Regions from separate parts of the Homo sapiens genome. Here all the other regions are linked to region 1. A link is an interaction called in ENCODE POLR2A ChIA-PET data of the cell type or tissue named here. Cell type or tissue: HepG2. All regions are shown on one strand. Each heading gives the region's core, and the rest is flanking DNA. Links, peaks and the distances in the headings are about the cores only.

What was found. Peaks named below come from ENCODE experiments on the same cell type or tissue, not always from the same donor. Only the 100,000 strongest peaks of a DNase experiment are listed, where the experiment ranks them.
Region 2: POLR2A ChIA-PET joins it to region 1 with 10 read pairs; 7 of 35 experiments call an interaction of 5 or more read pairs at or near these places.
Region 3: POLR2A ChIA-PET joins it to region 1 with 21 read pairs; 9 of 35 experiments call an interaction of 5 or more read pairs at or near these places.
Region 4: POLR2A ChIA-PET joins it to region 1 with 18 read pairs; 6 of 35 experiments call an interaction of 5 or more read pairs at or near these places.
Region 5: POLR2A ChIA-PET joins it to region 1 with 10 read pairs; 9 of 35 experiments call an interaction of 5 or more read pairs at or near these places.

What each region holds. Positions count from the first base shown.
Region 1 is chr1:8,151,813-8,157,902 of GRCh38, forward strand. No RefSeq gene overlaps it. Among named protein-coding and RNA genes, the nearest start is that of LINC01714, 54 kb to the right of the region's middle. In HepG2, for the core only: no CTCF peak of the experiment used is centred there; DNase peaks (open chromatin) are centred at 3,019 and 3,859; H3K4me3 peaks cover 688 bases.
Region 2 is chr1:8,038,000-8,044,089 of GRCh38, forward strand. All of the region lies in intron 2 of ERRFI1-DT (ERRFI1 divergent transcript), which reads left to right. Among named protein-coding and RNA genes, the nearest start is that of ERRFI1-DT, 15 kb to the left of the region's middle. RefSeq lists a silencer at 2,610-2,904. In HepG2, for the core only: no CTCF peak of the experiment used is centred there; a DNase peak (open chromatin) is centred at 2,772.
Region 3 is chr1:8,208,581-8,214,670 of GRCh38, forward strand. LINC01714 (long intergenic non-protein coding RNA 1714) reads left to right here and starts at 92. Exons shown (of 4, transcript NR_125998.1): 1 at 92-293; 2 at 1,907-2,015; 3 at 6,045-6,090. RefSeq lists enhancers at 2,712-3,911, 3,389-3,683. In HepG2, for the core only: a CTCF peak has its summit at 3,370; a DNase peak (open chromatin) is centred at 3,541.
Region 4 is chr1:8,237,463-8,243,552 of GRCh38, forward strand. It overlaps LOC105376695 (a long non-coding RNA gene), which reads left to right and starts at 2,496. Exons shown (of 3, transcript XR_946937.3): 1 at 2,496-2,661. RefSeq lists enhancers at 2,033-2,589, 2,590-3,145. In HepG2, for the core only: CTCF peaks have their summits at 1,648 (motif pointing left) and 2,849; DNase peaks (open chromatin) are centred at 2,009, 2,389, 2,809, 4,339 and 2 weaker places; H3K4me3 peaks cover 517 bases.
Region 5 is chr1:8,092,216-8,098,305 of GRCh38, forward strand. All of the region lies in intron 2 of ERRFI1-DT (ERRFI1 divergent transcript), which reads left to right. Among named protein-coding and RNA genes, the nearest start is that of ERRFI1-DT, 69 kb to the left of the region's middle. RefSeq lists enhancers at 2,254-3,453, 4,466-5,665, 5,031-5,080. In HepG2, for the core only: no CTCF peak of the experiment used is centred there; DNase peaks (open chromatin) are centred at 2,439, 2,816, 4,097 and 4,565; H3K4me3 peaks cover 1,704 bases.

The sequences.
Region 1 (6,090 bases), core at 1,428-5,427:
TCTCACTGCAATCTCTGCCTCCCAGGCTCAAGCGATCTTTCCACCTCACACGCCTGAGTAGCACCCACCACAACACCCGGCTAATTTTTGTATTTTTTTGTAGGGATGGGGTTTCACCATGCTGCCCAGCTGGTTTTGAACTCCTGAGCTCAAGCGATCCATCCTCCTGCCTTGGCCTCCTAAAGTGCTGGGATTATAGGTGTGAGCCACTGCGTTTGGCTAGTTTTTATTCCTCATGGAGAAATAGCATAATGGGTGATGAGCCCGACTGGGCTGTCACTAGAAGTTCTACACATTACCATTTCGTATCAATCCAGGTTTTAAAAACCCAAGAAGGCCTGATGCTGCTACATTGTAGCTCATCAGGATGGTTCTGTGCTGCACACAGATTGGAGGACGCAGATATCTTTCTTCAGGATCAGTGCTTACGGTTTCATTTTAGGAATATCTATTTGCCCCTCAACTTTAAAGCTGAGTCAGGGCTGCGCCAGATGTGTTTTGTCTGCTTCTATACTCCTGACTTGTTCATTTTTCCCTTAAAGGGCTGCTTTCCGACTAGGCGTGGTGGCTTATGCCTGTAATCCAAGCATTTTGGGAGGCCAAGGAAGGAGGATGGCTTGAGATCAGGTGTTCGAGACCAGCCTGGCCAACATGGTGAGACCCCGTTTCTACTGAAAATACAAAAAAATTAGCCAGGCATGGTGGCACGTGCCTTTAACTCCAGCTACTCTGGAGGCTGAGGCAGGAGAATCACTTGAACTCGGAAGGTGGAGGTTGCAGTGAGCCGAGATCACCCCACTGCACTCCAGCCTGGGCGACAGAGCAAGACTCCATCTCAAAAAAAAAAAAAAAGGGCTGCTTTCAAAGATCACTGCATAAGTAGTGTGCTTATTATGATAGATTTTATAACTTTAAGATATAATCATCTTGTTCTTTTTCGTACATTAGCAAAGGAAACCATGAAACCACACGTTAGAATTGAGGGGACTTTGAAGTCAGGGAGTCTCTTTTTTACAGTTGAAGAGGCTCCGACAAACGTCAATGGTTTGCTCATGGGTACATGGCTAGTAAACACCAGAGCTGGCTCTAGGACTCGCATTGATGTCGGTTAATTGATATACCTGACCCCGCTACTAGTGCACAATTACTGCCCTGCGTCAGGCCAAATCAGGGGCATGGATCATCATGTTGGGGACACTACCCCAAAGGAGGAGATGACATGGCTGTCCACAAACCGGGAGCCCAGTTGTGCCCAGAATTGGTTCCTTCTGGTTGGTTCTTGGTCTCGCTGACTTCAAAAATGAAGCCGCGGACCCTCACAGTGAGTGGTACAGTTCTAAAGATGGTGTGTCTGAAGTTTGTTCCTTCAGATGTTGAGATGTGTTCAGAGTTTCTTCCTTCTGGTAGGTTTGTGGTCTCACTGACTTCATGAGTGAAGCCACAGACCTTTGCAGTGAGTGTTACAACTCTTAAAGGTGGTGTGTGTGGAGTTCTCTGTTCCTCCTGGTGGATTCGTGGTCTTGCTGGCTTCAGGACTGAAGCTGCAGACCTTCATGGTGACTGTTAATCTCACAAAGGTAGCACAAACCCAAAGACTGAGCAGCAGTAAAATTTATTGCTAAGAACAAAAGAACAAAACTTCCACAGTTAGAAGACGACTGGCGGAGATTACCGCTGCTGGCTCAGGTGGCCAGCTTTTATTCCCTTATTTGGTCCCACCCACATCCTGCTGATTGGTCCACTTTTCAGAGCACTGATTGGTCCATTTTACAGAGTGCTGATTGGTCCGTTTTTACTGAGTGCTGATTGGTGCATTTACAAACCTTTAGCTAGACACAGAGCGCTGACTGGTGCGTTTTTACAGAGTGCTGATTGGTGTGTTTACAAACCTTTAGCCAGACGCAGAGCTCTGATTGGTGTGTTTACAATCCTTTAGCTAGACAGAAAAGTTATCCAAGTCCCCCCACCTGACCCAGAAGCCCAGCTGGATTCACCTCTCACGGTGGCCCTCCTGCTCACACAACCTGCCTACCTCTTGGGAAGACACCTCCTGTTTGGACTTGCTGGTTTTTGTGCAGTCACGCAGAAAGCCCCATTTCGCATGACGCTAGCTGAACTAGAAGCAGAGAGACATGTACAACATTATAGATCTTTTATAGTTAAAAGGACCAGGAAATTCTGATCCCCTGACCCTCTCAACACCCTCCCCCCGCCACCCAAAACAACCACCAGGAAAGCGTTCTGCACTTCAGTGGAAAAGGCAAATCTTGTAACACTTGGCCTTGGCCTAGGTGCTGGGTGTCCAGAGCGGATAGAGGCCCATGGCGACAGTTGTGCCAGCAGATTCCTGCTGCTAAGTCCCCGGCCTTTGCGCTCTGTGGCCTGGGCTGATGGGTGGGTGGGTGCCTTTATTTGCCTGGTTGAGGAGTGCACTCACTGGGGGCCATTTGGTTTGAAACATTTTTTGCAGCTAAGGGGTGGTAAAGATGACGCTAGTTTAGCTGAGTTTAAGGCTAATTAATCAGCCTTCTTTTTTCTTTTTCTTTCCTTTTTTTTTTAGACAGAGTCTCACACAATTCCCTGGGCTGGAGTGCAGTGGTGCGATCATGGCTCACTACTGCAGCATCAACCTCCTGGACTCAAGCAATTCTCCTGCCTCAGCCTCCCGAGTAGCTGGGACTATAGGTGCCCAACACCATTGCCCCGCTATTTTTTTATTTTTTATTTTTTATTTTTTGTGGAGACAGGGCTTTGCCATGTTGCTCAGGCTGGTCTCAAACTCCTGGGCCCAAGTGATCCTCCTGCCTCAGTCTCCCAAAGTGCCAGATTTACAGGTGTAAGCCACCGCGCCCAGCCAAATCAGCCTTCTAAAGAGCTTAATTTTCCATCACTGACTTTGTGTTCTTTTATACAAAGGTTGCAGACTCCGAGGCTGAAACCCCTTTCTGACCGGTAGCTCTAGAGTAAACAAACGCCTGGACTTTCTTCATCCCCTGAAGACAAAGAACTTGTTCATGAGCCTCTCCAGGCAGCTCGTGGTCTGAGCTGTCAGGAATGACGGATGAGCAGCTGCTTTTGCCGGCGCCTCCGCGGCAGCTAAGGTAGCGCTCACAGGACTGTCTACACCATGGACTCAGTGTTCAGGTGTTCAGGGAGTTATTATTGGAGCAGCTCACTCTATCTTAAGGCAGACAGCCCCGGGCAAAGCGCAGCGGATAAACACAAGTGACATCTTATGAAACCTAAGTTCATGTGAAATCCTAGATAATTCTGTTGTCAGAAGTGAAAATATATATTGCATTTTTATCTAAAAATAAAAATGAATGTGATGATCTTTTTGCTCTTTGAGATCTAGATTTCGAAAATCTTTTCTTAGATGAAGAAGGAAGCCATTTCTTTGTACTATATCTTGGAAGAAGATTTTTTTTAAAGGAAAGCTGTAGGCTATATATACAGTCAGAAATTTGAAAAGATGCATATATATTTATTGAAAACTAGAAATGTTTTTGAAATAATAATAAGTTTAAAAAAGGAGAACAGAGTAAAAAGTGGAAAAGCAGTTAATTACATAATACAATACGTATTAGAAAAGGGGAAACCACTCCGTTTTTCTGATCCTAATCCTAGGAAAAAATTTCCTTGGAGAAATCTGCATCTTAGGCAGCTCTGGGAAGAATCCAAGGGCCCTCACTCCATCTTTAAAGAGCCCACCCTGGCTTTTCCCAGTGGAATTTGCTATGTTTGGGAAGTTTAAAAAGTGTTTAAGACAATATGGATTTTGCAATGGGATTTACACATAATTAACTCATGAGTCGCTTCTTTTGTGTTCCACTCTATGTCTGCTTTGTGGTTCCTGAAAGTCCTTGAAGAACCGGAGCTGAAGGTACAGGGCCCACGTTTGCCTAATCCCAGGCTGGAACAATTGGTTTCAGTCCCCGCCTCTCTTGGAATGTGGTTTGGAGGTGGAGGAAGGGGAGGAGGGGGACGCAGGAGGCCGGTGGAGCACGGCAGAGCAAAGCAGCTTCCTTCTCCAAGGGCTGAGGAGCCACGGAGTGCTCCTCTTTTAGGTCATCTCCTTTTTTGTTTTTGTTTTTGAGACAGGGTCTCACCCTGTTGCCCAGGCTGGAGTGCTGTGGTACAATCACAGCACACTGCAGCCTCAACCTCCTGGGCGCAGGCCATTCTCTCACCTTAGCCTCCCCAGTAGCTGGGACCACAGGTGTGCGCCACAGCACCTGGCTAATTTTCTTGGTCACTCCTACTTGCGTCCCTGCTGCCTTCGGAGTGGCCGCTTCTCCTTGCCTTTCTCTTGGTTCGCCTTACAGCCTCAGTTTCCCCCAGCCCCAATCCTTTATGCCCAGGCCTTCCAACCACCACAGTGAATGCAGACTTACTTTGTTTTGAACCCTGGGGGTTGAATAATGGAGGAATCTTCTCTGGAGGAGAGGTTTCTCTCTAGTGGAGGGAGCTTCCCTCTGTTTTCCCAGCTCCAGGATGCCTTTCTACCAGTCCTGTGCTGTTCTCAGATTAACCGAGCAGCCTCTGGTTGGATGACTGGGTTAGGAATCCCCAATTTATTGGCAAGGTGGTGACTGGTTGACACATATTCTTGGCCAGGCACAGTGGCTCATGCCTGTAATCCCAGAACTTTGGGAGGCTGAGGTGGGTGGATCACTTGAGGCCAGGAGTTCGAGACCAGCCTGGCCAACATGGCAAAACCCCATCTCTACTAAAAATACAAAAATTAGCTGTGCGTGGTGGCGGGCGCCTGTAATCCCAGCTACTCCGGAGGCTGAGGCAGGAGAATCACTTGAACCCGGGAGGCGGAGGTTGCAGTGAACCAAGATCTCACCACTGCACTCCAGCCTGGACGACAGAGCAAGACTTCGTCTCAGAAAAAAACAAAAAACAAAAAACACACACCCACAAATTCTGGGTATACTTGGTGTGGTACTGTGGGAAATAGAGAGTTGGTCTCTATTTGTGTTCCTAGCACAAGCTCCTAGAGGTCTTGAAATTGTCAGCGTGATAAGAGTGTTTTTTGTGTGCTAATGAGATGACTGTTGGCTGGGTGCCCCTACAGAGCTTCAGGTTGGGGGCTGGCTGGCCACCAGGAAGACCAAGGCAGGATTAGAGGGTTAGAGCTTTCACTGCTCCCTCCACCATTGGGCCAATCACCAATGGCCAATGATTTGAGCAGTCGTGCAAGTGTAATGAACCTGCATAAAAATCCTAAAGCTTCTGGGCTGGTGAACAGGTGTTGGTGCTGGGCGGGGAGCTCTGAGACCCCCTCCCCACACCTTCCTCTGTGCGTCTCTTCCATTTGGCTGTGCCTGTGTTGAATCCTTAGCGATGAACCAGTAATGCTAAGTAAAGGGCTTTCTCTTTCTGTGAGACATTCTAACGAATCATTGAACCTGAGCAGGGGTTCATGGGAGCCCCCGATTTCCAGTCAGTCGGTCAGAAGTGCAGGTGGCCTGGGACTTTTGACCAGTGTCTGGACTGAGGGTGGCCTCGTAGGACCGAGCCCATCACCTGTGAAGTCTGCTGCTAACCCTGGGAAGTTAGTGTCAGGACTGAGTTGCAAAGTTGGAGACGCAGTTGGTACATGGGAAAATAAACCACACTTTGCTGTCAGAGGCAGTGTGAGTAAAAACAATTCAACTGGCAATTGTATTGTTATATTTCTTCTGTTTTAATAATTTATCATTTGTTTCATGTGATAAAACAAATAAGTTATTTGTAATTTATTATATGTAATTAATTATTACTCAATTAATAATGTGAATCCATCTAGAAAAAGAGTTTCTGGGCTGGGTGCGGTGGCTCATGCCTGTAATCCCAGCATTTTGGAAGGCTGAGACAGGAGGATCACTTGAGGCCAGGAGTTCAAGACCAGCCTGGGCAACATAGTGAGACCCTGTATCTAAAAAAAAAAAAAAAAAAAAAAAGAAGAAGAAGAAGAGGAAGAAGACAAAGAAGGAGGAGGAGGAGGAGGAAGAAGAAGGAGGAGGAAGAGGAAGAATAAGATGGAAGAGGAGGAGGAAGAAGAAGGAGAAGAAGGAAGAGGAAGAGGAGGAGGAAGAAGGA
Region 2 (6,090 bases), core at 1,069-5,068, 110 kb before region 1:
GATTTTTTTTTTTTCCTAGAACAGGCGTGTGTGTGTAATTAAGACACATGACCATTCCTGTGTTGTTTTCTCTTGTAAAATAAGTGTAATTAAGTCATTAACCTTAGGGAGCTGTGATTCATAAAAACTGGGAAAAAAATGTAACAAAATCTTAGTTTTCACTGACTTAGAAATATAATAAAATCGACTTCCTATTAGTGCACACCATCCTGAGGCATCAGAAGGTACCCCAGGACATCCATGGTAACCATTACATTCATTCAACAAACATTTACTGAGTATCTTACTACATATATTTCTAATGGTTTCTACTTTTTCAAAGTAAAATCCAGAAAAATTTCTAGTCATTTGAACTTTGCTTCTATTTGAAGTTTTCTTTAATTCTTTATATGCATTTGTCCTGTCTCATTAGAGTATATGATCCTAGTGAAGATTATGATTTCTTTTGTATCTCTTATAGCACACAGCACCACTGTTGACTGTCTTGGCCATAAGCTTAAACTATAGGATGGAAAATTCAGGTGGATACAAACAGCCTAATTGATATAAAAATGGAAAAGAAGCCTCATCAGACCAAGGCTGTAGATTCTACCTCCTTAAAATTTTTCGAGAATCAAATAAACTCTTTGAACCAGTATTTTTACCAGCACTCTAAGGAAATAGGCCAGGCACAGTGGCTCACGCCTGTAATCCCAGCACTTTGGGAGGCTGAGGCAGGTGAATCACTTGAGGTCAGGAGTTCAAAACCAACCTGGCCAACATGGTGAAACCCCATATCTACTAAAAATACAAAAATTAGCTGGACATGATGGCTTGTGCCTGTAATCCCTACTCAGGAGGCCGAGGCACAAGAATCGCTTGAACCTGGGAGGTGTAGGTTGCAGTGAGCAGAGATCCCGCTGCTGCACTCAGCCTGGGCGACAGAGTGAGACTCCATCTCAAAAACAGCAAAAAACTGAGGAAGTAATCACAATACAGAAAGCTTTATACCCAAAGAGGTTCAATATGGTGTTATTCATAAGAGTGAAAAACTGGCCTGGTAGTAGGACAACTGGCCAAGTAAAATACAGACTATTCATATGCTAATGAGAATTTTATAATTAGGAGTAATATGATTATGAACATTTTGTAATTGAGAATAATGCCTAATAATAGCTAACACTTTTGTGGCATTTACTAAGAACTAGATACTGTTCTAAGGCTTGACATATATTAACTTAACTTTCACAACAACCCTACGAGGTACATCCTATCGTTGTACCCAGTTTACAAGGTGAGGTTAGGTCATGTGCTCAAAGTCACACAGCTAGGAACTAGATTCCAACCTAGGCAGTTAGTTTCCTTTTAACCACCACAAATTCTTTCATGATCATGTTCAGTGAAAAAAGTCAAACACAGTACCTGGCTGACAAAACAATCTGTACAACAAATTTCTGTGACATAAGTTTACCTATAACACAAACCTGCACATGTACCCCGAACCTAAAATAAAAGTTTTTTTAAAAAGTAGAATACAAAATTGAGTATGGAATATCTATCCTCATGTTATCAGTTAGGACTTTTTTTTAGTGACAGGAAACCCAACTCAAATTGGATAAATAAAAAAAGGAATTCAGTGGATCAGTACTGGAGAAGACTAGGATGTCGCTGCACACATTGCTTTGTTCACATGTTCAGATGACATCATGCAGGGCAAGACTTTCTCTAACTTTTGGCTTTATCCATGTTTGTGTTGACTTCATTTTGAGGTTCCTTGGTGGCATGATGGCTGCCAGCAAACCCTGGGATCATCTAATTAAAAATTTTAAAAACAACTTATTTAATAGTTTGAACAAAAACCCTGGGCCTGATTCTCACAAATCGAAACTGAAGGCCAGGGGAGTGCAATGTTCCAATTGGCCAAGCCTGAATGTGGGACCTCATTTGGAACCATGGGGGGAGAATCAAATCCATCTGAGGCTCAAGTGCAGAGGAGGACCAAGAGTAGAGGAGGACTAAGAGTAGAGGAGGTGATAGCTTCCCAGAGTAAGACTGAAGAATGGACTAGGAAAAAAAGGAAATGGATATTGTCAGCATACATCAAGTGTCCACAACAGCCATTTTCTTATGTACAGCATTTGACTCTGTTCACTTACAAATTTCTTAAAGTTTTCTGTTCTTTGACCTCGGTAACACTACACGTCACACCTTTTGATACCTCTCCTCAGTCCTGCTCGGTCATTTATTCTTCTCTTCCTTGTATGCTTAGATGTTGGCGTCTTCGAGGCTTTCTTTACTTATTCCTTAGTTTAGTCATCTCATTCTATTCCTGAGCTTTTATTATGATGTCTATGTAAATTACACCAAAATCTAATTGTAGTCCCATTTTCTCTCCTGGCCTGTAGTCCCTTTTTTTTTTTTCTCCTGGCCTTTAATCCCATATTTTTAATTTCTTACCAGTGCATCTCTCCTGGATATTTGTTGCAGACTGGCTTCTTGGCAAGCAGTCTTTGAGATGGAGATGAACATGGAGGACATTTATTAGAGTGTTGAAGGAAGGGTGAGGAAAAAGAATTGGGCAGAGGGAGAAGTTAAGTTGTGATCCATGTACGACATAGGCCTTAGCTAACTACATGCAAAGCTCTGGAACAGGATTGACCCTTTGGAGTTGTCCTAACTTGGGCAAGAGAGCTGGACCTTTTTTCCTCTAACTCTTATTGGTCAGTCATTGATATGGCTTGCCTTTGGAAGGAAGAGTAAGCTTGGAAAAGGCAGTTTTCTTCAGCTGAGTCACTCTCCAAACAGGGTTGACAGCTAAGGGCCATGTTCTGGCAGCATTCCCAGGAGCTTGAGGAATAAGGCTTTTCATAACTCATTGGGGATCTGGGTAGCTCATCATGGAAACTTCCTTTTGTTCTCTCTGTTGTTAGTTTATCCTTCCTCACTCCATTTTCCTAGTAGTTTTGTTGATGTTTCTACTTTGATATTTTGAGGCTATATTATTCAGAGCATACATGTTTAGAATTGTTAAATCTGTCTGATAAATCCAACATTTTGTTAATTTGTAGTAAGCCTCTATCTCTAGTAATAATTTTTGCATTAAAGTCTATTTTGTTTGATACTTCTTTTCTTTACTTTCTTTCTTTCTTTTTTTGTTTTGTCTTGTTTTGTTTTGGGACAAAGTCTCACTCTGTGGCTTAGGCTGGACTGCAGTGGCATGATCTTAGCTCACTGTAACCTATACCTCCTGGGTTTAAGCGATTCTTGTGTCTCAGCCATCTGAGTATCTGGGATTACAGGTGTGTGCCACCATGCCCAGCTAATTTTTTGTATTTTTAGTAGAGACAGAGTTTTGCCATGTTGGCCAGGCTGGTCTCAAACTCCTGGTCTTGAGTGATCTGCTTGCCTCAGCCTCCCAAAGTGATGGGATTATAGGCGTGAGAGACCACGCCTGGCCTGTTTGATATTTCTGGAGTCACAATGGCTTTCTTTTGGTTAGTACTTTGGTGTATTTTTTTCTAAAATTTTCTTTTTACTCTTTGGGTGTCCTTAAGTTTTTGGTCTGTTTTATAAACAGCGCAGAGCTGGATTAAAAAAATCTTTGTCTTCCATTGGTGAGTGTAGTTCACTTATAATTATTATGATTACTGATATATTTTACTGATAATTTCAATCATTTATACCATGCTATTTTGAACTGTCTATTTGTCTTGATTTTAAGGGTTTTTCTTTCTCATTTCTTGCATCTTTTCTTTACTCGTTGCATTTTTTTCTCATCTCATGCTCCCAATTTGGAAGTTATACCCTCTATTTCTCTTTTTTGGTGGTTACCTAGAAATTGTGAAATGCTTAACATAGCAAAGTCTAAAGCTAGTATCTTTACTCTCCTGAAAAATACAAGAAACACTTAAGAACATGTTAATTCACATCACTGCCTCCTAATTTTCATGTTCTTCCACCTCCCAATTTTCATGTTTTTGTCCAGAATTTAAACTTCTGTTTTTTTTTTTTGTTTGTTTTGTTTTTTTTTGAGATGGAGTCTTGCTCTGTCACCAGGCTGGAGTGCAGTGGCGAGATCTTGGCTCACTGCAACCTCTGCCTCCTGGGTTCAAGTGATTCTCCTGCCTCAGCCTCCCTAGAAGCTGGGACTACAAGTGTGCACCACCACCACGCCCAGCTAATTTTTATATTTTTAGTAGAGACGGAGTTTCGTTGTTTCTTTCCCTTTCTTTTTTCTCCTGCTATAACTTTGATTAGATAAGTATTAGATCTTTTTACTCTGTCCTTGGTGTCTTTTAACTCTTTTGTATTTTCTATTTCTTTCTCTTTTTGTGCTACATTTTGTATAGTTTCTTCAAATCTATTTTCCAGTTTGCTATTGCTCTCTTCAGCTATATCTGCTACTTAACATCAATTGGCTTTATAATGTGAGTTATTATATTTGTCATTTTTAGATGTATTTTTTTCAAATGCACCTAAAAATAATCACATATCAAAAATAATCAAATACATCTTGATTATTTTTGATAATTTTTTCCTTCTCTGATACTTTATTTCTTTAATTACTGTAAACAAAATTTTTTATTTTTATAGATTAAGGGGTACAAGAGCAGCTTTCTTACATGGATATATTGTGTAACAGTGATGTCTGGGCTTTTAGTGTACCCATCACCTGAAGAGTAAAATATTGTACCAATAGGTAAATAGTGAAAATTATCATTAGGTAATTTTTTATCCCTCACCCACCCCTCTCGTCTTCTTATCTTTGGAGTCTCCAGTGTCTATTATTCCCCTCTGTATGTCCATGTGTAGCCTTTATAGTAAACCTTATATTTTATATTTGTTATCTAATAATTCCAACATCTGAGGTCTTTGTGGGTTTACTTAGGCAGTTTGTTTATTCTGCTTAGTTTTACTTTCAGTAAACGTCATTCTCAGCAGTGTTTCCTCATGCGTTTTGTGCTTTTTGATTCAAAGCTTATATTCTTTGGGACTTTATTTGTGAGAAGTCAAGGATTGGAGTTGGTTTATGCTAGACACCTAGAGCCACTTTTAGCCAGATCACTTCAATAAACTAAATTTTTGGCTAGAAGTGTTTTTTGGGCCAGCACACAGGTATCTCTCTCTCTCTCTCTCTCTCTCTCTCTCTCTCTCTCTCTCTCTGTTTTTTGAGTTCGAGTTTTGCTGTTGTTGCCCAGGCTTGAGTGCAGTGGCGTGATCTTGGCTCACTGCAACCTCCGCCTCCTGGGTTCAAGCGATTTTCCTGCCTCAGCCTCCTGAGTAGCTGGAATTACAGGTGCTCACCACCATGCCTGGGCAATTTTTTGTACTTTTAATAGAGACGGGGTTTCACCGTGTTGGCCAGGCTGGTCTCAAACTCCTGACCTTAGGTGATCCACCTGCCTTGGCCTCCCAAAGTGCTGGAATTATAGGTGTGAACCACTGCGCCTGGCCCAGATATCTCATTACTGTGTAAGGATGAACTTTTGGTGAAGAATTCTCAGGGAAACTTTTTTCTTTCTATCACAGCCAAGACATGAGTAAGCAAGTATTCCCTCTATCCCCTTCTTCAGGGCAAACATTTTCTAGGGTCCCAACTTTATGCAGCCTTTCTTTTGGCATCCCACTCGATTAGGTCCCAGGCTTTGTCTCCCAAATCCCACAAACTCAACCTACTAAAACTCAAGGCTAAGCATCAGCAAACTTTTTCTGTCAGGGGCCAGATGTAAACGTTGTAGGCTTTGTGGGCCATATGGTTTCTCTCACAACTACTCATCTCTGTGGTTGTAATATGAAAGCAGCCATAGACAATACATAAATTAATAGGAGTGGTTGTGTTCCAATAAAACTTTATTTACAACAATGTGTGACAAGCTGGATGTGGCCCACAGTTTGCTGACTCCTGCTCTAGGCCATCGGGAATTGGCAGATGCCCTCAGGGAAGATGCCAACTTCATCATTTTCTTGCCCAGTTGGTGTCATGCTTTCTCTCTCTGTCATGCCTCTGAGGATTTCACTTACTATTTTGTCAGTTCAGTCATACCTTTATAAAGATTTAAAAAATATTTTGCTTGCAGTGTTGAAGTATTCCATACCAGGAGGGTTTCTATG
Region 3 (6,090 bases), core at 1,374-5,373, 57 kb after region 1:
GAGCCTTATCGTGTACTCGGAATCGTCAGATATTCGTAGAGCCAGAAAACATCTTGAAAATCATGTTATCTCTTTGCTTTTTGCAGATGAGGATGTCAAGACTTGGAGTAGGTGACAGTTGGCCTTGGGCTTCGGTGGCCAACCCATGACTACAAAAGCCCGAGAAGCCAGCAGCTTCCCCGGCTCCTCCACCAAGTGGCCTCTGGGTGATGGGGAAGCTTGTCCTCTGCTTTGTCACACACAAAACTCTAAAAGTCAGCATCCCAACGCATCGGCCTGGAGAGCCCGTCCAGGTGAGAGACACACACTGGAGGATGTGTTGGGGCCAGAGGCAGAGCCAGCGATGTCACTGCCAGGTCCCGTGCAACACGACAACACGGGACTCCTGGTTCCAAAAGCAGGAGAAAAGCTTTTTCCTTTCCTCCCTTCACCTGTCACAGTGGTTTTTATTTGTGATTGAATGGTGTGCTCCCTGGGACGGGGGGTTCTCAAAGACATCTCTGGGAGTCTCACAGACTCAGGTGCCCAGGGGCAGGGTGCTTGAGTCCCAACCCTGAAACCCTAACTGTCCTTGATCCCCACAGTCCGTGCCCTCCTGCCAGCAGATCCTTTGTCCCACTGGATTTCATTTACAAACCACAAAGTCAGAAAGAAAAGTATTAAGAAATCCAAGAGGGGCCGAGCGCGTGGCTCACACCTGTAACTCCAGCACTTTGGGAGGCCGAGGTGGGCGAATCACATGAGGTCAGGAGTTCGAGACCAGACTAGCCAACATGGTGAAATCCCTTCTCTACTAAAATACAGGAATTAGCCGGGCATGGTGGCACACACCTGTGATCCCAGCTATTCAGTAGGCTGAGGCAGGAGAATCGCTTGAACCCAGGAGGCGGAGGTTGCAGTGAGCCGAGATCGAGCCACTGCCCTCCAGCCTGGGTGACAGAGCAACACTCCGTCTCAAAAAAAAGAAGTCCAAGAGGGCAATTGCAGAGAATTAAACCCCCTGGGCGGGCCCATCTGAGGGCAAGGGTCTGAGCTTCCACATTGGCCATAGGCCGGGGAAGCCTGGCCAGAGGTGAGCAGCCGCTTGGATGTCTGCGATGGCTCCAGAGGTAACAGAGACTCGAAGACCAGGGAGAATGCAAGCTTCAGGGCTGGGCACAGTGGCCCACACCTGTAATTCTAACACTTTGGGAGGCCAAGGTGGGCAGTTCCCTTGAGCCCAGGAGTTGGCAACCAGCTTGAGCAACATGGTGAATCCCTGTCTCTACCAGAAAGAAACAGAAAAAAGGAAAGAAAAGAAAGAAGAAAGAAAAAAAGAATGCAAGCTTCATGTTTGGCTGTAGCCTCCGCTGAGGGAGCCTCTCCAGTCCCGACTGCCGCGTGCCCTGGGTGGCGGAGGAATTTGGGGGTGGACCTATCTCAGTTGTATCTGGAAGAATTCTCAGGTTAGAGGGTGAAAAATATCTTTTTTATCCTTTCTCTTTTTATTTTTATTTTTATTTGAGCTAAGGTCTTCACCTAGGTCTGTCACCCAGGCTGGAGTGCAGTGGTGACATCACGGCTCAATGCAGCCTTGACCTCCTGGGCTCAGGTGGTCCCCCCACCTCAGCCTCCTCGGTAGCTGGGACTACAGGTGCACACCACCACACTCAGCTAATTTTTATATTTTTTGTAGAGATGGGGTTTCACTTTATTGCTCAGATTGGTCTCGAACCCCCCAGGCTCAGCAATCTGCCCGCCTCCGCCTCCCAAAGGGCTGAGATTACAAGTGTGAGCCACCGTGCCCGACCAATGTCATTTCTTAACGTTGATTTCCCCCTTAAGATGGGCACTGTGCCGAGAGATGTGGGAAAGAGTCTGCAAGCAGCCCCTTCCCCCGTCATCTGAATCTTTCATTTGTAAATAGGAGGATTTATGTGGAATCTGGCTTTTCTGATAGCATCGACGTTCCTTCCCGTGCCTTCTGAGTCTGTTTCTCTTAATTTGACTGTGGTCTCTGCTCTTCGCTGGACTCAGTAAGTATCTCACGCTCAGTTTTGGTGGAGGTCATGGATTTAACCCTTAGAGAAACCGTGGGGCAAGACTCAAGCTCATGAAGCCATGAGACGGCGAACCCCACATGTGAAGGCACCAGCTGGTAGTGAATATTCCCTGGGGAGGCGACCTTGGTGTTAATTCATTTATCAAGAATCATGAGGCCGGGCGCGGTGGCTCACACCTGTAATCCCAGCGCTCTGGGAGGCTGAAGTGGGCAGATCACAAGGTCAGGAGTTCGAGACCAACCTGGCCAACATGGTGAGGCTCCTTTCTCTACTAAAAATACAAAAAGTAGTCAGGCATGGTGGCAAGAGCCTGTAGTTCCAGCTACTCGGAAGGCTGAGGCAGGAGAATGGCGTGAACCCGGGAGGCGGAGGCAGTGAACCGAGATCACGCTACTGCACTCCAGCCAGGCCAACAGAGCGAGACTCCATCTCAAAAAAAAAAGAATCATGGCATCCAGCACCCTTCTAGGCACTTCACAAAACCATGCAGTTATTTTGTCCTGACCACAACCCTGAGGCAGGTGCTGTTATCATTCCTGGTCTTCGGATGCAAAGAGTGAAGCCCGGAGGGAGAGACTGCATACCAGGCTCCGATTCTGACTCCCAGAAAATGGGGAGCTTGGAGCCAGCCCAGGTGGAGCAGCCTCGGGTGCTCCACTCCACTGCCTCGTGATCACCTGCAAGGGCTTTATGCACCCAGCACCCAGCACCCAGCACCCACGCAGGCGGTGCAGGGAGCAGGTCTCTTTACCAATTTAGTTGCCACATCCCCAAAAAGCATTGAGTCCTGGAGCAGAGATCGTTTCAGCGATAGTGAGTTTGGGAGATGCTGAGATCGACTCTTGATGGGTCGTGGAGCTACCAGGCTCCTCTGCCTGGGGAGGAACAGGTGGCTACCCTCTGGAACATCCCAGCTACTCAGGAAGGCTGAGGCAGGAGAATCGCTTGAACCCAGGAGGCAGAGGTTGCGGTAAGCTGAGATCATGCCACTGCACTTCAGCCTGGGCAACAAGAGCGAAACTCGGTCTCAAAAAAAAAAAAAAAGGAAGGGAGGAGTGATATTAAAAGAGCCCGTTCTAAGGACAAAGGCCCCCACTTGCGCAAAGCTAATTATCAGAACCATGGCTAGAAAACTCGCAGAGTTTGGGCAGGCCACCTCCACCCTCATTTCCTCCCCTAAGTACCCCTCTACAGACATCTGCTACCTAAGAACACACGAACACAATGTGGACCTACGGCCCTGTTATTCCAGCTTGGAAAAAAAAAAATCACACCAGGTTGACTCGGTTGGGCTCTGCACCCCAAATGCCATAGCGGCCTCCGGGGGAGGCGGGGAGCGCTGTGTTGGCCCCTCACGCTCGCTGGACTTTCTGCCAGCCTGCCCTCTTTAGCGCTGGTCGGGCTCTGTGGTGGATATGTCGAAAGTTAGGGGAACATTGAGTCATCTCCTCCCTTTCAGCTGCGGCATATTTCTGGGAATGCGAAGCACATTTGAGCGACGTGACATTCCTTACCTCGCGGCAGCAAGGCAACTGCCCACTTCCTTTCGAGTCATGTTGCATCATCTTTCAGAACAGGACTAAACAAATAGTCTCGATACATGGCTTTAGGAAAGAAAAGCAAGTGTGCACGTTTGAACCCCACCCTCTCCGTGTGCTAGGGCACGATTCTCCTGCCCCCGAGGGAGAGAGGGCACACACCGTTGTGGTTAGTCTCCTGCCTTTCCACAGATAAGAACCACGTATATGTGTTCTATGCGCATCTCATAATCACAAAAAAGAGGCATGTGACATTCAATATAGGTGTGTTTCCTAACACATGTGTCAGAGGCGTCTATGGCTACGTCAGTTCTAGTGATGGGCATTGCAGTTTTTAAAATTCCTTGTCCTTGTCATCTTGGAATAAGTCACAGGAAAGGTAAATGATCTGTGTAAACCCTTTGGCCTGTGGATCAACTTTTATACATCTAAACCTGGGAAAAAATGTTATTTATTAGCAAGAGAGTGAACAAACATTTCAAGCTTGCAGAGGGAAGCTGGGGGTGCAGAGAGGATGCAAAAGTGAACAGAACGGGCATCTGTTCTCAAGAGGCTGCAGGGTCATGGTGGAGACAGAGCCCTGTGGAGCAGGATGCGTGGGCAGTGGACAGTGCACCAAGTGTTTGCTCAGGGGAGCGGGACCCAGAGGGGACCTGGAAATACAAGCTCCAGGAGGGATGTCTGAGCCCGGCGGGGGCTGCTGGGATAATAAGAAACAGTCTCCGTGCAGGTGGTGGGCACTCACAAAGAGGGATGGGAAAGTGCTGAGCACAGCTCCATCTCAGGCTGGAAACGGACTCTGCATCCAGAGCCACGGGGCCTGTGGAAGCCATGCTGGGGCTGGGACACCTCTAGGTGTTCAATGGTAGGGGGACTGTAGCCATCTAAGTCTTGAGCAGAGAGTGACCTGCTGCAGATATGCCTTGGGAAAGTCATCCTGGTGACACACTGAAATTTGTCCTGGGAAAGATTGAAGGTGGGGACATGTTAGGAGGCCATGTCAGTGCTGCAAACAGGGCTGCAATGACAGCCAGGGCTAGAGCAAGCGAGATGGGGATCACACAGCAGTGGTGCAATCGCAGTTGTGTGTGTGGAGCACTGACCCTCTGATTGCACGGTGCTGCACACTTACGCGAGCCGTCTCATTTCGCCATCAGAACCGCAGCCCTACGTGGCAGGTCAGCTATCACTCCATCTTACAGATGAAGAAACTGAGGCTCAGGGAACAGAGATAGCTGTTCACTGTCACACACTGTGTAAGCAACAGGGCCAGGACAAAAAGGGAGGTCTGTCTGATTCCATTCTCTCCCTTTAGAGTGAAATAACAGAACTGCTTGAAACCCAGTTAACTGTGGAGGGAGAGGGAGGTATTCTGGTGGCTTCTGTCGGGAGGCCTCAGAGAACAGATGACGTGACTAAGATGGGGGCAGGCAGGTGGGGGAGGAGGAACTTGTAGCTAGGCTGAGTGGGACCAGGTGAAAATCTGACACCAACAAAACACCACTGGTGGTACTGATGGTCTAGGATTGGAGCTATAGACCCGAGGTTCCTATAAAAGACTGAGGCTAGGAGTGTCCCTTTGCTACAAAAGGAAGATGTTTGTACGTATTGCTGGAGTAAGAAAGCAAGGCGCAAACAACGTCATAGAAGAGTGCCCTGAGAGTTCGTCACATTCCAGGCACTGGCTAAATGCCATGCATCTTGTGACAGCCTTTGACGTGGTGCTACCGTCATCTTCAGTTTATAGATGAGAAAACGGACACTCAGAAACATTAAGTAACTTGTCCAAGGCCATGGGGTTAGTAAGAGGTGAATCTGGGACTCGAGTTGAAGTCAAACTTCCAAGTGCATCTGCAGACACAAAATATGGGAAGAATTCACCTAATTGAGGGTTACAAAACTGTTTGCTGGGACTGTAGTCTCCTCACATTACCTTTATTTTATTTTCTTTTCTTTTATTTTTTAAGACGGAATCTCACTCTGTTGTCCAGGCTGGAGTGCAGTGGTGCCATCTCGGCTCACTGCTACCTCCACCTCCCAGGTTCAAGCAATTCTCCTGCCTTAGCCTCCCGAGGAGCTGGGATTACAGGCACACGCCACCACGCCAGGCTAATTTTTATATTTTTAGTAGAGACGGGGTTTCACCATGTTGGCCAGGCTGGTCTTGAACTCCTGACCTCAGGTGATCCACCCACCTCGGTCTCCCAAAGTGCTGAGATTACAGGCTTGAGCCACCACACCCGCCCACATTCCCTTTACATATCTGTATTCTCTAAACTGTCTACACTTAATATACAATATTTTTGTAATAGGGAAAAAATGTTTTAGGAAAGCAAAAAGGTGGAAGTGTAAACCGGTAGACACGGTAGACATTTTGGAAGACAATTTGCCAACATCCATCAAAAGTTGAAAAATTGGCCTATTCCTTGACATAGAAATTCTTTGACACAGAAATTTGTCCTAGGTGTTGAACAGGACACTGAAGGACAAGGAGGAACTTATCCATGGAG
Region 4 (6,090 bases), core at 736-4,735, 85 kb after region 1:
CTGGGAGGCAGAGGTTGCAATGAGCTGAGACTGCGCCATTGCACTCCAGCCTGGGCAACAAGAGCAAAAATTCCATCACACACACACACACAAAAGAGTGTGGACTTATTTTGTCCGTACCTGCGGTATGATTTTTGGCTTAACACAAGGAAAATTTGCCCAAATCCAGAGCGATGCAGAGCTGGCCAAAATGATCTACAGGGAATTCAGCTTCAGATGGGCACTTGGGAGAGATAATCTTTTTGTTTTTGTTTATTATTATTATTATTTACTTTGAGACTGTGTTATGAGAGTGGCTAATTTTTGTATTTTTGGTAGACATGGAGTTTCACCATCTTGCCCAGGCTGGTCTCAAACTCCTGGGCCCAAATCATCCGCCAGCCTTGGCATCCCAAAGTGCTGGAATTAGAGGCGTAAGCCACAGCGCCCTGCCCTGGGGGAGATGGTCTTTCAACCTTGAGATTTTATTGTTATTGGGGTTCTAGCTTCAGTTCGAAACAAAGGAAAAAAGAATTTGCTTTGTGTCAAAACTAGCTTTTTAATGAAAATGTAAGTAACTAAATCCAGTTATTTGATACATTAATTGAACTCCGACGGTGCTGGGCACCGGGATGTGATGGTGAACAGCCGCAGGCAAAGCCACCTGTGGCCCTTATGGAATCTGGGGATGGATACTTCGGTTCCCGCCTGTATGTGCATATTTGCTTTTTATCCAGGAAGTGCAGTCTACCGTCATTTCCATATCTTCCTATTGGTCACTGGAGTGCAGCAAAAAGATCAGTGTTGACAAAAGGGACTGAATCAGTTCAGCAACACATCAGAGATGAAACATCTGGTCACCAGCATGTACGAAATTATTCGAAAGTTGAATAGATGAGTAACTGTCCCACTTTCTCAAGAGAACTTCCCTTTTCATCAAAAGAAAAACACATTCCACGTATTCAGCACTGATAGAAGCCGCAGTGATGAGGGTAGTGATGTGGGATATTCGGTACTGAGTAATTTACAGTACAGACGCTGCATTCGTCCTGCCCGGACACTGCCTCAAAGCCACATGTCTGCTCCAAAGGAGGCGGCATCAACAAAATCAAAGGCGTATGATGCAGCTCGTTAGTAATCCATCGAGTCCCTGTCTCAAAACATCTCACTCCTATTCCTATTCTATGCCTTTCCCCACTCAGAAAGTGCCAGGGATTTATTAACCTTTGTTATTCTTTCATCAAATATTTATACAGGGCTTCTGGGTGCAGACTTGGAACTGGGCACCAGGTGAATGGGGGTTGGGGGGAGGGCTAGACAGACAGGTCCAGGCCCCAGGAGGTAGGGGACGGTCAGGCAGGATTCTCTGAGTGAAAAGAATAGAGATCAAGGCAGCTATGGGAATGAGAAGGGAGGCTGACTCGGGAGGACTCGGAAAGCCTGTAGAATGGAAGGCAAGGGTGATGGAAGATGGGGGGATGGGCAGGCGTGAGGGGGAGGGGTATGGAGGTGGAGGCAAGGAGGGATGGGCCGTCGAAGAGCAGCAGTCCAAGGGAAGTCTCTTCTGGGCACCACCTTTGAAATAAATCTGTTCCAATGGTTTTGTTGTTGCTGTAAACTTTTTTTTTTTTTTTTTTTTTTTTTTGAGACGCAGTCTCCCTCTGCTGCCCAGGCTGGAGTGCAGTGATAGATCTTGGCCCATTGCAACATCCGCCTCCCCTGTTCAAGCGACTCTCATGCCTCAGGCTTCCAAATAGCTGGGATTACAGGTATGCGCCACCACGCCCAGCTAATTTTTGTATTTTCAGGCTGGTCTCAAACTCCTGACCTCAGGTGATCTGCTTGCCTCAGATCCCCAAAGTGCTGGGGTTACAGGCCCAGCTAATTTTTATATTTTCAGGCTGGTCTCAAACTCCTGATCTCAGGTGATCTGCTTGCCTCAGATCCCCAAAGTGCTGGGATTACAGGCCGGAACCATGGCGCTGGCCTGTTGTAAATTCTAATGCCACCTGCACTCTGGGGTCAAATTCCAGAGGGGAGTTGTCTGAATGGCCTGGTTTTGTCACACCCTCTAGAAGAGGGGACACATTAGCTGACACTATATAATGAGGAGCAGGCCATTCTCCAAGGAAAATCCATTCTGTTTCGGGGGGGAGGTTTGATAAAGGCCATGGAGGAAGAGGGAGGCACATCTACTTGTTTTTCGTTGTTGTTTGTTTTTTTATGAGATGGAGTCTTGCTCTGTCACCCAGGCTGGATTGCGTGGTGTGATCTAAAGTGCTGGGATTACAGGCCTGAGCCACCGCGCCCACGTGGCCCCATCTACTCGTAGAGGGGGATTGAAGGCGGGGGAAGAGGAGGTGGGGGATTTGTCCAGCAAAGGATGCAGCAAATGCCCAGCCCCAGGGAGGAGCCTGTCCTGGGGAGCGACAGCCTGAAGGCCTCCAAGTGGGGAGGGCGCTGGAGGAGGGGCCTGAGAGGCAGGCCTTGATGAATTGTTTGGATTTTTTTCTAAGTGCATTGGAAGCCACAGGAAGATTTTTTTTTTTTTTTTTTTTTGGATGGAGTCTCGCTCTGTCGCCCAGGCTGGAGTGCAATGCGCCATCTCGGCTCACTGCAACCTTCGCCTCCCGGTTTCAAGTGATTCTCCGGCCTCAGCCCCCCGAGCAGCTGGGAATACAGGTGCGTGCCACCACCCCCGAGTAATTTTTTGTATTTCTAGTAGAGACAGAGTTTCATTGTGTTAGCCAGGATGGTCTTGATCTCCTGACCTCGTGATCCGCCCACCTCAGCCTTCCAAAGTGCTGGGATTACACGCATGGTTACAGGCCAGCCATAGGAGGATCTTTAGAAGGAAAACAGCTGCCCCACGTGGTGGCTCGCACCTGCATTTCAGCACTTTGGAAGCTGGAGGTGGGAGCATTGCTTGGGCCCAGCGATGGGATGTGGGGGACGGGTGGGCGGAAGTAATAAAAAGAATAACATGATCTGATTTTCTCTTTTATTTATTTATTTTGAGACAGGGTCTCACACTATTGCCCAGAATGGAGTGCAGTGGCAGGATCTCAGCTCACTGCAACCTCCACCTCCCGGGTTCAAGACATTCTTCATGCTTCAGCTTCCCAAGTAGCTGGGACTACAGTCACACACACCACCATGCCCAGCTAATTTTTGTACTTTTAGTAGAGACAGAGTTTCTCCCTGTTGGCCAGGCTGGGCTCAAACTCCTGACCTCAGGTGATACACCTGCCTCAGCCTCCCAAAGTGCTGGGATTACAGGCGTGAGCCACCGTGCCTGGCCTGATTTTCTTTTTTTTTTTCTTTTTTTTTTCTTTTTTTTTTTGAGATGGAGTCTTGCTCTGTCACCCAAGCTGCAGTGCAGTGGCGTGATCTCGGCTCACTGCAAGCTCCGTCTCCCGGGTTCACGCCATTCTTCTGCCTCAGCCTCCCGAGTAGCTGGGACTACAGGTGCCCGCCACCACACCCGGCTAATTGTTTGTATTTTTAGTAGAGACGGGGTTTCACCGTGTTAGCCAGGATGGTCTCGATCTCCTGACCTTGTGATCTGCCCGCCTCGGCCTCCCAAAGTGCTGGGATTACAGGTGTGAGCCACCACAACTGGCCTGATTTTCTTTTTTTTTCTTTTCTTTTTTTTTGAGATGGAGTCTCGCTCTGTCACCCAAGCTGCAGTGTAGTGGCGTGATCTCGGCTCACTGCAAGCTCCGTCTCCCGGGTTCACGCCATTCTCCTGCCTCAGCCTCCCGAGTAGCTGGGACTACAGGTGCCCACCACCACACCCAGCTAATTTTTTGTATTTTTAGTAGAGACGGGGTTTCACTGTGTTAGCCAGGATGGTTTCGATCTCCTGACCTTGTGATCCGCCCACCTCGGCCTCCCGAAGTGCTGGGATTACAGCGTGAGCCACCGCGCCTGGCCTGATTTTCTTTTTGAAAGATTACTCTAGCTGCAGGGTGGAGGGTACATTGGCGAGAGCGGTCGACAGAGTAAATGCGCTATGAGGGCTCAAGCAGCCTCTGGACTGTGGCTGACGATGGAGCATGAGGTATGGGTGGGAGGGTCAGTTATTTTAGGAAGGAGAAAACCAGCATCGCAAACACAGGAGACACAGGGCAGGCTGAGAAGTCCTTCAGCATAAGGAAAAGCAAGCAGATTCCATGGATCCAAGTCCAAGACCCATGCCATCCTTGAAGGAAGGGAGGAGCCCGGGGTGCCAGACACCCAAGTAGGCAGGCAGGCAGTGGAGACAGGACAGAGCAGCAGCCACTGCACGCCTAGATAAATAAGTAGGTCCGAAGTCTACAGAGGCTATGACAGCCCAGGAGCAACCACAGGTCCACAGGAAAAGCACAGGAAGGCGAGCTGTCTGCTCTGTGTGCCTTTGGTTTTGTCTTCTTGCCAGGAAGGAAGGAAGAAGCAAAGACCAGCATGACCTGGCGGATGTTGGCTGAAGCAAGTACAGGTCTTCAGCGAAGAGCACGGCGGTCTCTGGAAAGGGGTGTGGGATAGAAAATGGAGTTCAAAACTAGGAATTCTTCCTATTTATCCTATAGACACTGCGGCACACATGCATAAAGACATAGATCCCAGAACGTTCATTAAGGCATCATTTGTGGCCGGGCGCGGTGGCTCATGCCTGTAATCCCGGCACTTTGGGAGGCCAAGGTGGGCGATCACCTGAGGTCAGGAGTTGGAGACCAGCCTGGCCAACATGGTAAAACCCTGTCTCTACTAAAAAAAAAAAAAAAATACAAGCTGGGGGCAGTGATTCACGCCTGTAATCCCAGCACTTTGGGAGGCCGAGGCGGGCAGATCATGAGGTCAAGAGTTTCGAGATCAGCCTGGCCAACATGCTAAAACTCTGTCTCTACTAAAGATAGAAAAAATTAGCCGGGCAAGGTAGCGCGCGCCTGTAATCTCATCTACTCGGGAGGCTGAGGCAGGAGAATCGCTTGAACCCAGGAGGCAGAGGTTGCAGTGAGCCAAGATCACACCACTGCACTCCAGCCTGGGCAACAGAGTGAGATTCCGTCTCAAACAAAGAAACAAGCAAACAAAGGCATCATTTGTAACACAAGACAAGTGGACTGATAAAACACGTCAGGAAATCGCCTCAATGTACATGAATATGGAATTGGTTAAACACATCGGGGGCATCTGTACAGTGGAACAGTGCAGCCATTAAAAAGAATGAAGCTGACCTATGTAATATCCAAGATACTTTATTTATTTATTTATTTATTTATTTATTTATTTATTATTTTTTTAGACAGAGTCTCACTCTGTCGGCCAGGCTGGAGTGCGGTGGCACTATCTTGGCTAACTGCAACCTCTGTCTCCCAGGCTCAAGCAATTCTCCTGCCTCAGCCTCCTGAGTAGTTGGGATTACAGGCACGAGCCACCACGCCTGGCTAATTTTGTTTGTATTTTTTTAGTAGAGATGAGTTTCACCATGTTGGTCAGGCTGGTCTCCAACTCCCGACCTCAGGTAATCCACCCACCTCAGACTCCCAAACTGCTGGGATTACAGGCGTGAGCCACTGCGCCCAGCACTATTTGTTTATTTTTTATTTATTTAAAAAAGGGCCAGGTGTGGTGGCTCATGCCTGTAGTCCCAGCTACTCGGGAGGCTGAGGCAGGGGAGTCGCTTGAACCCAGGAGGCGGAGGTTGCAGTGAGCCGAGATTGCACCACTGCACTCCAGCCTGGTGACAGAGCAAGACTCCATCTCAAAAGAAGAGAAGGGAAGGGGAGGGGAGGGGAGGGGAGGGGAGGGGAGGGGGAGAAAGGAAGAAAGAAAGAAAGAAAGAAAGAAAGAAAGAAAGAAAGAAAGAAAGAAAGAAAGAAAGAAAGAAAGAAAGAAAGAAGGAAATTGGCTGGGTGTGGTAGGAGTTTTGTTTTTTAATTTATTTTGAGACAGGGTCTCATAAATTTAAAAAATTATGTATTTTTTAAATTTATTTTGAGACAGGGTCTCAAAATAAAAAATAAAAATAATAAATTTATATTTTTTTTATTTATTTTGAGACAGGGTCTCACACTATTGCCCAGAATGGAGTGCAGTGGCAGGGCACTCTTGGCTGCACCCTGCAGC
Region 5 (6,090 bases), core at 944-4,943, 60 kb before region 1:
TTGAACCCAGGAGGTGGAGGTTGTAGTGAGCCAAGATTGACTCACTGGACTTTAGCTTGGGCAACAGAGCAAGACTCTGTCTCAGAAAAAAAAAAAAAAAAAAAGACCTTATTTCCAGTCTTGGTCCTGATGTTGACCTTGTAATATCCTGGGGCTGGTTACTTAATCTTTCTGAGCTTTAGTTTCCTCCGTGGAGAGTATGTTTGTTAATTACATTATGGAATTATTATGTCAATTAATAACATGGTAATGACCCGAGGGCCATAAAGTACTCTGAGTGTCTTTGACATAGGCATGACAGACAACTGTGGTAGTGACAACACTAGTGTCGCTACTGAAAGAAACACATGGCATTTCAGCACCAAAAAAGGTTCATGGACAGGAAAACTGTGGGCGACCGGGAGGAGATGGTGGCGTGAAGTTGGAAAGACATGAGTGGTGAGGAGGATGACATTTAATTTCAGGACATTTTGATGGATGTGAACAGGGATTTCGTCATGCTGTTTGTAAAAGGTTGGGCATATTAGAAGGGTGAGGACAAAAGAGAGTGTGTGTAACGTAAATCACTTACTGGCCCCAGAATCTGGTGTGACCGCACGTGCCGTCTTTCCACCCCGTTCATACTCAGCTGCTGCAGCTGACTCAAAGACTTTATATTTTTGAGCAGCCTGTTCAAGAGGCTAGCGAGGTTGACCTCTGATACGTCTGCCATGTGTAATCACAGGTGTACTGAAATGTGTGACATTTATTATCCTTATTACACACTAATTTGTCAAACAAAACTGAAGTGTCACATAAAGTGGCACAACTTTGGATGAATAATGAGGTGGACCGTGGTGGATCTTTTGAAAGACACAGGCTGATCAGACTGGGATGACAGCGTGTCATTGACTAAGGAGAGAGCATTCAAGGTCATCTATCAGTTGGGGTTAAGATGTCTATTGCGAGCCAGGAGAGGTGGCTCATGCCTGTAATCCTAGCACTTTGAGAGGCCATGGAGAATTGCTTGAGGCCAGGAATTTGAGACCAGCCTGAGCAACATGGCAAGACCCCATCTCTACAAAATATATTTTTTTTTCCAAGAAGAAAACAAAGTTAACTGGGCATGGTGGCATGCACCTCTAGTCCTAGCTACTCAGGAGGCTGAGGCAGGAGGAGTGCTTGACCCTGGAAGGTGGAGGCTGCAGTGAACTATGATCGCGCCCCTGCACTCCAGCCTGAGTGACAGAGCAGACTCTGTCTCCAAAAAAAAAAAAAAACAAAAAGTCTGTTGCTTTAAGTGCTTTGTTTATTCATCCAACAGATAGTTTTTGATAATATACTGTGTTGGGCGCTGCAAGGTATAAAAAGATGAGTAAGACACGGCTCCTATCACCAGTGAGTTTATAATCTAACAGGGAAATAACTATACAATCAGGCAGTTTGTGATATGTGTCATGGGCATTCATGAAAGTGGCAGAGGTCAGGGGGCGGGGGTCCCTTCCAGCTGGGAGGAATAGGGATGCTTTGTGGAGGAACTGGCATCTGAGCAGGAGGCAGCCGTGCATTCACATTGAGGGGATAAGAAGCTAGGAGACTGTTGGTGAGGCCTCACAGGGAGGCTCCACCTGGACTGGACTTTGGAGGCCAGGTCATTCATTTGACACAGAGGAGACTGAGGAGACATTACGAGCCAAGAGCCAGCCCTGAACACGGTATGGGTGTGTTACAGGGGGGCCATCAGGTAGACCGGAGCAGGAGAGAGTTCTGACGATGTAGAATTGGGCAGGTTTTACGTCTGAATGTCAGGTTGCGGAGTCTGCAGGTGGTGGAAAAGTATCAAAGATTTCTGAGCAACGGGCATTTTGGGGCAACAAATCTGGCAGTGAGGTCTAGGATAAACCAAAGGGCAAACGAGACAAGAAACGAGGAGACTCTTGAGATAGTGCAAGTTAGAGGTGAGGAACCAGGATGGATGGGAAAATGACAGGAGAGGCAGGTGAAGATGTCATTTCAAAGGAAGCAAATGAACACGGTTTGAGCAGTATAAACCCTGAAGAGCCATAAAAGCAAAATCTAAATATCAGGGATTATTGAAGGGAAGGAAGAGGGAAGCTGCAGGGTCAGCGTGAGGCTGGAAGTGGAGGCATGGAACAGGGAAGCTGGGAGATGCAACCTCAGTCTGGCAAATCATTATAGACTCTAACCATCAGCATGGTGGAGACCAACTGGTCCCTCCTGCCAGTTGCGTATCTTGAACTCTTCAGGTATGTAACTGATAAATGGCAGCTAGGGTTTCTCAACGCCTCATCCACTCGGAGCCATCTAATCTCCGTCAACACGGTCAGATGTCTGGTTCCTGCTGCTTGGCCTTATTTCCACGGGCTGTCCATGTCAGCATGGAAGTGAGCACTCGTGCAGCTTTGGTGGAGAATAAAGGTCATGTACATACGTGCTCATTTCTAAATGAGCTGTAATTATATTTGCATCTCAGGACTCCATGACTCACCTCTGCCCTTATTAACTCCACCCAGTGATCTGCCTCTTGCATTCAAAGATGAAGTCACTCCATCCACTTCACTTTTCAAATCTTGGCAGAGCTTTCATGATGATTTTTTTCTTTGAAAGGAATCCAAAAGTTTGGATACCAAACTTTCAGAGCCATCAAGGGCTCCTAGGGAGACGCGTCCATCCCCAAATGTGAGGTGTGTTGTGTTGTGTGTTTCTTGCTGAGACATGGTGAGCTCCTCCACATCAGAGGGCAAAGTGCCCATGGGCAGCAAATGTGCTTGTCACGTTGAACTTTAACCAAAGATCAAAAAGCATGGCGGAGATTCGAGTTTCTTAATCTAAGTCGGTTTAAACTCCTGGTGAGAGGGGAGAAGCAAAACAAATATGAGCGTGACATCCTGCTTTTAGCGCTGAGAGCCGTGGTTCACAGGAAAAGGCTGTGAATCAGAAGGGGCCAAGAGCTCATCCTCTGGTCAGCACAAGCGATGTTTTCCACAAGGGAATGAGCCGAAGTGAAGAAGGCAGAAAAACACTGGAATCCCTTAAAATGCCTTGTTGTAAACACACGTCTCAAGTATTTGTTGAGTATTTACTATGGTGAGGAGATTGTCTTAAGTGCAAAGAAGACATAGTTTCTGCTCTTTTGGATTTACATTAGACAGTTACTAAGATAAATGGGAGGATCTGGAGATGAGGATTTTTCATTGTTTGTGGATGTGGGAAGCAGTCTTCACAGATGCAGTATTGGAGACCAGTATCCTTGGTAACAATGGTGAAATTATTTATTTTCTCTAAAAAATTGTGATTTTTAAAATACTTTAACTATCAGATACTAGAAACATAAAATAATGATTCCCAGTTGCTAAGATTCATATCGGCTAAACATTCACGAGGTTCCTATAACATGCCCTCACATACCTTACCTTATTCCGTGACCGCAACAACTTTGTGAGATCGTTTTATCACCCCCATTTTACAGATGAGGAAACTGAGTCTTGGAGAGGTCAAATAACCTCCCCAACCTCCTACTAGTAAGTGGCAGAACAGGGATCAAAACCCCAGGTCTTCTAGTCATAAATTCTCTGCCTTCCACTCTATCAAAGCTGCCCCATGAGGAAAAAACACCTAAAATTGACTCATCTCTATGCCTATGGAAAAAACCTACCTAACCCCTGAAGTCAAGGAAACTTAAAATTCTCCTGCCAGATAGACTTCAGCGCTGAAGGACTTTAGGTTTCAGAATCCCTTCTTATACACCACTCCCACTTTGGGGTCTAATGAGGCTACCACATGAAATCTATCAAGCAAATCTGAGATTTTCAGGGCAAATTGAAAAATCCATAATGTTTACATGGTCTAGATAAATTGTTATTGTTTATTTATATTCCAATTTCCTAAGAACTGATAGTAAAACTATCCTTACATGAACATGAAGAAAATTTCCAACACTCCAATATTATTTGTATCTACCTGTACTATCTCCAAGCTTTCCAGTTGAAAAATATAAAATCTGTGTTACTATTGGCCTCTGTCCCTTATTCCTGGACCTGGGCGTTAGCCTAGAGTCGCTCTGAAGTTAATGATTAAAATCTTTGAGTGGACATTCTCCACCGTTTCTTGGAAGCATTCTTGAGTTACCCGTTAGTTTCCAGTCTTAAACAGAGAAATACAGATACCACCTATTGGTAATGGTTTTTAGATCATGAATCTCCTTGTGGGATTACTTTGGAACATCTCCCCGCTCTTTATCGGCAGGCCGGATGGTGAAGGTCACTTCATCCTTTATCAGATTGTTATTCAACCACAATCCTTCTTTCAAGGATTCAGAAATACACAGGTTTCTACTAAAAGAAACGTCCATATCTTTAACCAATGCCTGTTTCTAGCACATTTCTCTAAGCGTAATTCTTTTTATCATCCAGATTCTTATGATTCATTCAAAAGAAATTTAGAGCCAAATCTGGCTTTTAAGCAAATATTTCTAACAAACTGACCTATTTTAGTATCACTCACCATAAGGTTATTTCAGGATGGTGAATGACAATATGCCAATGAACAGCAGAGGCTACCTTTTTTGATTCCTAAACAACCAGATTTTGTGAGACTACGTTTTTCTTCAGTGATTCATAATCAGTTTTGCAATTTGAAAGCAGTTTATGAGTCATTCAGTTTATGAATTTGTTGTCACTTCCTTAGAAAAGGGCTCCCTTTCCTTATAGCTTTTCAAGTTTAATTCAGTCGCCTGAAAGCTTTCATTTAACCTCAGTTTTTTCTGCTCCATGAAGAAAAACGATGTTATATATCCATTTTACTGTTACTATCAGGTAAGAAGGCCTAGGGACTAGTGACATCAATTCCACGAGCCATCAGTGTCCTGGGCTTTTAATTCACAGAAGAATGGATAGTTGTAATGAAAAAAAAATCTTATAAAAATACCAGTCCTGTTTTCTAAGTTTTAAATACAGATTCTCTGTTTTTAGTTATCTTGTTTCTGCTTCCCAATGCAATAAACTCTAGCCACCTGCAGGACTGCTGGATATTCTGATCTCTCCCTAGGATGAAAGAGCCACTTTAACTGGAAATCTTTACAACAAAACACCCTCAACTATTCAAGGAAGAAATTCGGTAGACTTCCATGCACGAGGCCTTTGAGAAGAGAAAATAGGCCCTCGTTCAGGCCCAGACAGATCATTGACAGCGTTTTTGGATTCCTTTTTTGATCAGGAAATTAGATCAACATCCTTATAGGGAAAGGTTCATTTGGGGCACAGGTGGGGCTCTTTAGTTAAAGTGTCTACTTCTCAGTCCATATTAGGCAACAGGAACTGCCTGAAAGGCACTTATTTTTCATTCTGTGTCATTCAACCATAAATGACTCAGTTCTGATATTATTTACCAAGCTCCTGTTGAACTCATAGGAGAGGCAGCTGTGCAGCACTCGTAATGCTAATCTTAATATAGTCTCAGCAGGGTATGCAGTCAGTGAGAAGTAAGACGGGTCATTTTTCCTTAAGATCATATTAATTAACTAGCTGACTCATCTCCCAGGAACTGGATTGAGTCCTCAAAATGCTTCATTTCTAAAATCATGGAGGCTTAATCTAAGTAATTTTACTGTCATCTGGTAAAGCTTATTAAAGCTTAAGGGTTTTTTTTAAAAGGCACACTTGAAAACTTAGAGGATTAGAGAAACTAAGGTAATTTTAGTAGCAGCAATGAGTATTTCATTTTTAACATTTAAACATTAATCTGGCATTCTGAAAGGCCTGAGATCTTATTGCTTCTTAAAATAGGCTTTGTTTTTTAGAGCAGTTTTAGGTTCACAGCAAAATTGAATGGAGAGTTCCCATATACTCCCTGCCCACGCAGGCACAGACTCCCCACTGCCAGTGTGCTGTACCGTAGTGATAAATTTGCTGCAATTGATTAACTCGCATTGGCACATCAGTATCACCCGAAGTCCACAGTTTACATTAGAGTTCACTCTTGGTGTTGTACATTCTATGGATTTTGACAAATGGATAAAAACACTTATCTACCATTATAGTATCATACAGAATAGTTTCACCGTCTTAAAAATCCTCTGTGCTTACCCACTCA